Regions from separate parts of the Mus musculus genome. Here region 2 is linked to region 1. The links are chromatin loops, found by intact Hi-C in ENCODE. Cell type or tissue: heart. All regions are shown on one strand. Each heading gives the region's core, and the rest is flanking DNA. Links, peaks and the distances in the headings are about the cores only. Region 1 overlaps Vwa1 (von Willebrand factor A domain containing 1). Region 2 has its middle 2.6 kb from the start of Gnb1.

Evidence for each region. A loop is a pair of places that touch in the nucleus more often than their neighbours do. Peaks named below come from ENCODE experiments on the same cell type or tissue, not always from the same donor. Only the 100,000 strongest peaks of a DNase experiment are listed, where the experiment ranks them.
Region 2: it touches region 1 in a loop (2.2-fold over the local background); 5 of 42 quality-filtered maps call a loop at or near these places.

The regions. Positions count from the first base shown.
Region 1 is chr4:155,769,302-155,772,203 of GRCm38, reverse strand. Vwa1 (von Willebrand factor A domain containing 1) reads left to right here. Exons shown (of 4, transcript NM_147776.4): 3 at 1,181-1,459; 4 at 1,539-2,902. The coding sequence ends at 1,876. Among named protein-coding and RNA genes, the nearest start is that of Vwa1, 3.8 kb to the left of the region's middle. In heart, for the core only: CTCF peaks have their summits at 1,753 (motif pointing right) and 2,268 (motif pointing left); DNase peaks (open chromatin) are centred at 1,793, 2,063 and 2,543; H3K4me3 peaks cover 1,439 bases; H3K27ac peaks cover 1,547 bases; H3K27me3 peaks cover 1,447 bases.
Region 2 is chr4:155,487,336-155,490,237 of GRCm38, reverse strand. No RefSeq gene overlaps it. Among named protein-coding and RNA genes, the nearest start is that of Gnb1, 2.6 kb to the left of the region's middle. In heart, for the core only: no CTCF peak of the experiment used is centred there; DNase peaks (open chromatin) are centred at 467, 967, 1,797, 2,247 and 1 weaker place; H3K27ac peaks cover 2,438 bases.

The DNA.
Region 1 (2,902 bases), core at 202-2,701:
GAGGTGGCTTTCAATCGTGTCTATTGTGGGACTGCTGGGAAGATCCGCTGTAGGACCTACGCACCTGCTTTCTCCTGGGCCTCCTATCGTCAGTCACCCAAGGAGAAGGAAGGGGCTGGAGACTAAGGGCCTGGTGTTTGGCTTAGCCTGTGGAGGGCACTGAAGAATGCTATCACTTCAGGGTAGCATTCTTACCAAGTCTCTTTCTGCAGGTTAATCATCTACACTAAAGAGGAAGGTGTGGGTCTATGGGTTGGAAAGGGGTGAAAGGTCTGCCTCAAGAGATCTTCTGAGGACATCTCCTGGTAGACCCTGGGCCAATAGGCCCAGATGAACCTGGAAGGGGCAGAAGGAGAAGAGAATATCACCAGAGATAAACATTAGGGTGGAGACGTCTGTAACTAAGGTCAGAATCTTGAGTGGGAGGCTGGGCAGGAAAATGAGTGCCCAGCTGACCGAACTTAGCACCTTGGCAAGAAAGCCAAGATCTGGATGGCCTACCAAGACTCAGCTGCAAGCTGATCAGATGGCTGGCTGATCATGTGTTGGTTGTCGCTGCACAGGAGCCCATTCTGGAGCCCCCCTACCACTCTCGGATAGGAAGGTCCTACTCTCTCCTCACTCTTAGGTCCAGCAGGTCCAGCAGCTTTTAAAAGGGTTTTGTCACACTTTTACTGCTCCAGGGGCCACTAACATGAAGTCTCCCAGCTTCTGGTCTGTTTCCTCCTCCAGAACTGTTCAGAATATGTCAGAATATGTCTGTCTCACGACACATCTCGTGTTGGCCACACAGTCTTGGAGGACTGGACTTCTGTTCTTAGATAACATTGTGAGCATTGCCACCTTTGAGGTACCTTCATCCAGGTTGTTTGTCTGGGTGAGGAGTAGCCACTATATCTTATAGGTCTGGGTTTGTGGTGAAGTAGGCAGGGAAGTCTATGACGGGGCCCAGAGTTGGGGGCTATACTCCTCTCTGTCCTTCTATCAGCCCAGTCAGAGTTTCCTAGTCATTAGCATCTGCTGGTGGTATATACCTACCTGGCTCCCGCCTCTCCTTGGCAGAAGGCCTCACCTGTTTTATTGGGGGCTCCAATCTTAGGGTCCTCTCCAAATCAGTGAGAGCCCCATTTGGTGACACGGTCACTTCTGCTCCCTGACTCCAGCACTAAACCACCCTTAGATGCGATGCAGCCACAACAGCTTCATGCCTCGGAGGTTCTGTCCAGTGGCTTCCGCCTGTCCTGGCCGCCCCTGCTGACAGCGGACTCTGGTTACTACGTGCTGGAATTGGTACCTAGCGGCAAACTGGCAACCACAAGACGCCAACAGCTGCCCGGGAATGCTACCAGCTGGACCTGGACAGATCTCGACCCGGACACAGACTATGAAGTATCACTGCTGCCTGAGTCCAACGTGCACCTCCTGAGGCCGCAGCACGTGCGAGTACGCACACTGCAAGGTGAGGCAGGGGCACTCGTGGGAGGGCAGGGTGGCATGGGAAGACCACTCCTCCACGCAACTATCCTCTTTCTTCGCAGAGGAGGCCGGGCCAGAACGCATCGTCATCTCGCATGCGAGGCCGCGCAGCCTCCGCGTAAGCTGGGCCCCCGCGCTTGGCCCGGACTCCGCTCTCGGCTACCATGTACAGCTCGGACCTCTGCAGGGCGGGTCCCTAGAGCGCGTGGAGGTGCCAGCAGGCCAGAACAGCACTACCGTCCAGGGCCTGACGCCCTGCACCACTTACCTGGTGACTGTGACTGCCGCCTTCCGCTCCGGCCGCCAGAGGGCGCTGTCGGCTAAGGCCTGTACGGCCTCTGGCGCGCGGACCCGTGCTCCGCAGTCCATGCGGCCGGAGGCTGGACCGCGGGAGCCCTGAACTGCCTGCCTGCTCGTCCACCCGGGGGCCCTCTTCCCTAGCCCGGAGAGAGAGACACTGCTGCTCGTGGGTTTTCTTGTGGATGGAGTCGGGTGGGGAGATGGGATGCCGGTCCTGCCTTTGACCAGCGTTAATTCCTTTCGTCGTTTCCCCACTGGTCATCGCCGCCCTTGCCTGACTTCCGGGAAACCCGGGTAGCCTCACGCGCAATGGCGGTCCTCTCCGGTTGCCAGTGGAGTTGAGCACACGGTGGTCCTTGGGCAACTCTTGGCGAGGGGATGGACAGTGTCTGAGGTCAGGTTGAGGACATAAGACCCAGGACAAGCCTTCAGGAGAGGAGGCCACAGAGTTTCCAACCTGTGCCAAAGGCTGGGCCCTCTGGTGGCAGGGACTACGCATGGCTTTGAGGAGGCGTTCAGGACCATCCAGGTCCTGCCTGGGCCTAGAAAGTGGGTAGGAGAAAGGGAAGAGAGACTAGTGTAGACAGGATTCCCGAAAACTTCCTCAAGGAAAGGAAAGATAGGGAGGTATGCTGGGAGGCTGATGATGTGGCATTGGTTTTCATCAAGATGTCCTGCCAGCCTAGAGGCCGGGATCTGTCAGGGTCACTGACTCTGCCTTCCTGCCCAGGACCTGCACTGGGCCCTCGATCAGTGCCAAGGATGCAGTCTTTTCACAGGAATGGGACGAGACCTTGGCATTTAGGGCCTCAGGGATAGGAGAGCCGCACTATGACAGATTCTAAGGGAGCCTCCTGCTTTAGTGTAGGGAGCAAGGTGTCATGCAGGTGGGCTACCTCCTGCCATCACCATTACCCTGGGGCATCTGACAGATACCTAAGGGTGGTCAGGAACAGGTTTCCTCTCAAGTCCCTATGTAGGCCTCTCCTCTCCTCTCAGAATCATTTGCCTTATCCCAAGCTTACTCCATCTCTTCCCCACTAATGACCCGGACTCTAACAACAATACAGTCAGACAGACATAAACTGTGCCTGCAGTCTCATTAAAATGCTGTATTTTTCGTCAA
Region 2 (2,902 bases), core at 282-2,781, 280 kb after region 1:
CCTCAAATATATCCACCACTGCTATCATCTCACCCTAGGGCCTCTGACCCCTGGGACTCTATGCCCTTCACTCCATCTGTTCGAGACCTGACTCTGTCATTTGTGACTGTTTTTTACCTGAAGTTCTTGACAGCTCCATCATCCCACTCTCTCCAAGTAAAAGTACAGGGTCCTTCCTTCTCACCATTCTCTCCACTGTCCCTTGTGACTCCAACTTCCCACAAGTGCCTCTTCCATGAACTTGTGAAGGCCAGACCTTTGATGATACCACTTCTGCACAGATGTCCCCAACCCCTTAGTAGCCCAGTCCCGAGAGAATATCCATTGCCAGCTTCATTTCCTCAAGGGTAGCCTATTCCCAGTGGTCTTGCCCTGCTCATTTCCTACTTTAATACTGTGACTCTGGTGAAGACGTCCTCACCCACCATACACACCCCACCCCCAGAGGATGTCAGAGGATATTTATGATCTGAGAAGAAGGTATCTAAGTGGTATTCTAAGTTCCAAATGAGAGGGCCAAGGCCCAGCAAGCGGAGCAATGCCTGGGAAGAGAGTGGGAGAGATAAGATGCCTGCTAGTCCCTGCTGGTCCAAAAGAGGGTGGAGCTAGAGGATGTGAACAGCTGGGTAACCAGGAGACATCCGGGACCCAGGCTCCTGTTGGTTCCACAGTGAAGGGTAAAGGGATGGGGTACATTCTGGTACCTTTTGAAAATTAGAGGGTTGGGTTTCTGAGTATTGTCCGGTGGTCTCAGGTTTTAAGGTAATCACCAAACACCAGCAGGCCTGACGCCCGCCCTTCAGGGCCTCCCTGGTGAAGGACTTAAAGCAGAAATGAGAGGGAGGGAGGGAGGAAGAAGTACTATAGACAGGAACCAGACAGAGGCAGTTAGCCTGAAGTATGCAAGGCAAGTTATCTCTCCAGCGTCCTCCATGTGGCTGTACCCCTCAGCCACTCCTAGGTCTCATAGTGAAGATGGGGGCAGGGAGGGAGTAGACTGGGCCCTTTAGAGGCTCTGGGGCTCCCCTGTTCCATAAGCTGCCTCCCTGCTCCCAGTTATTGCCAGCCCATGAGCAAGGTCTCTTATGAGGACATTGAGCCTAACGTGGTTGATATGGCTGGACTGTTGCTTAGAGACAGCCCAGGCTAACCTAGAGTTTGGGATCCTCCTGCTTCAGCCTCCTCAGACTTTGAGATTTAGCCTCTGTACTTTCCTCTATCCTTGATCTGTGACTGTTCAGGGTGGGGCAGAGCCTTCCCTGGAACTTGCCCCATAATGCTCGCTGAGGTAATCGTTTTTGTGTTTATGGACAGGGTTTCAGGGGCAAAGTTGAGGGGAAGGAAGGAAGAAGAGGAGGGGCTGACCCCTGATTCTCAGATCCCTAGCCGAAGCTTCAGGTTGCCACATGGCCTCACCTCAATCTGATATGTGCGCTCCTCGGGCAGCAGGGACCTCTGGCCCTGGACCTTGGTCAGTCTCCAGCCTGCTCGGACTAGAAGCCTGCCCTGAAGATGGTAAGAAGCTAGCCTTTCCCCCAAGTCTCTGAAACTCCTTCGTCCCTTTAGCTTAGGCCTCTTGTGATTTTTGGCTCCTACACTGCCACCCAGCCCCCTCCACAGACAAAAGCTTAGGGGATCCCTGCCTCTAGCCCAGGACTCTGGCCTCTCCTGATTTTTCAGGCACACTCCCTTCTCAGGAAATATCTCAGAAATCAGATGGCAAGTCCATAGCCACACCCAGTCAGATATGACCAGCCCAGGGCCCATCAGCAGTGGCTGCAGGGCTAAGCAGGCCTCCAGGGTGGAGGCACTGCCCAGGGGCTGGCTCAGTGCCCAGCCTTCTCTAAAAACCCAGGGAGCATGGATGTATAATTCAAGTGCCCCTCCCCCATTCACTCTTGAGCAGGAAATGGCCTAACAGGAAAGTAGGTCTTCTTAAATGTGAATTATTCAAACAATCTAGACATGTGACGGGACCCAGAGCTAGGCAGTGCCCTGGTGCCTTGCTCCAGCCAGGCTTTGAAGAGGCTTGAAACACCAAGGAACATTTCTAGATTTCCAGATCTGGTTAAAAAAAAGGGGGGGGGGAGGGGCCAGGGTAGTGACCAGTAAAGTCCCTTTATCTTGGCCTGGATTCGGACCCTGTGAGCATCCATTCCTGTCCTGCTGAGCATTGTCTAGTTTCTCTACCACACAGCCACCCCATTGTCACTTCCAGTAAGTGAGAATGCACCCTGCCCCTGCCTCCACAGCACAGAGCCCCCAAGAAGAGGAAGGAAAGAGGAGGGACATGTGATGGTGCCCAGGGACTCAGAATGTAGGTGATAGGAAGTGCTAATTAGTTCCTGTGGGCTTCCAAAGGCGGGGCTTGATGAAAGAACAGGGCCACGGCTCTTGAGGAGACCCTCATCCCTCCTTCATCCCCTTAGCACACTTATCCTTGCCAACTCTGCTTAGGTAACCTGGACAGGACCCATGCAGCTCACAGTCCTAACCTCCTGTGCCACATCTATCCCCAGGAAGAGGCAGGAAAAGGGTGGTAGTCTTTGTAGACTGGCCAGGATCCTCAAAGGACCTTGGTCCCCTCCCAGTCATCAGATTGGCCCCGTGGCTATTTCTTCTTACCAGGCTTCAAGCACTGATCCTTCAGATCACTAACCTTTGATCACAAAACAGATATCCCGTATCCAGGGACCAAAGTGAGCTGGAAGTGGAAAGGACGCCCAGCCGTGCCCAGTGAGCCAGGCACGATGGCAGTCCCATCACTCAGAAGGCTAAGTCTAGATGAAGCCAGCTTGGGCTTCCTAGAGAGCCACTGTCTCAAAAATAAAACAGGCGCTGGCAAACAGTTCACTGGGTAAAAGTGCTTGCCGCACAAGCAGGACGTACAAACGGAAGGAGA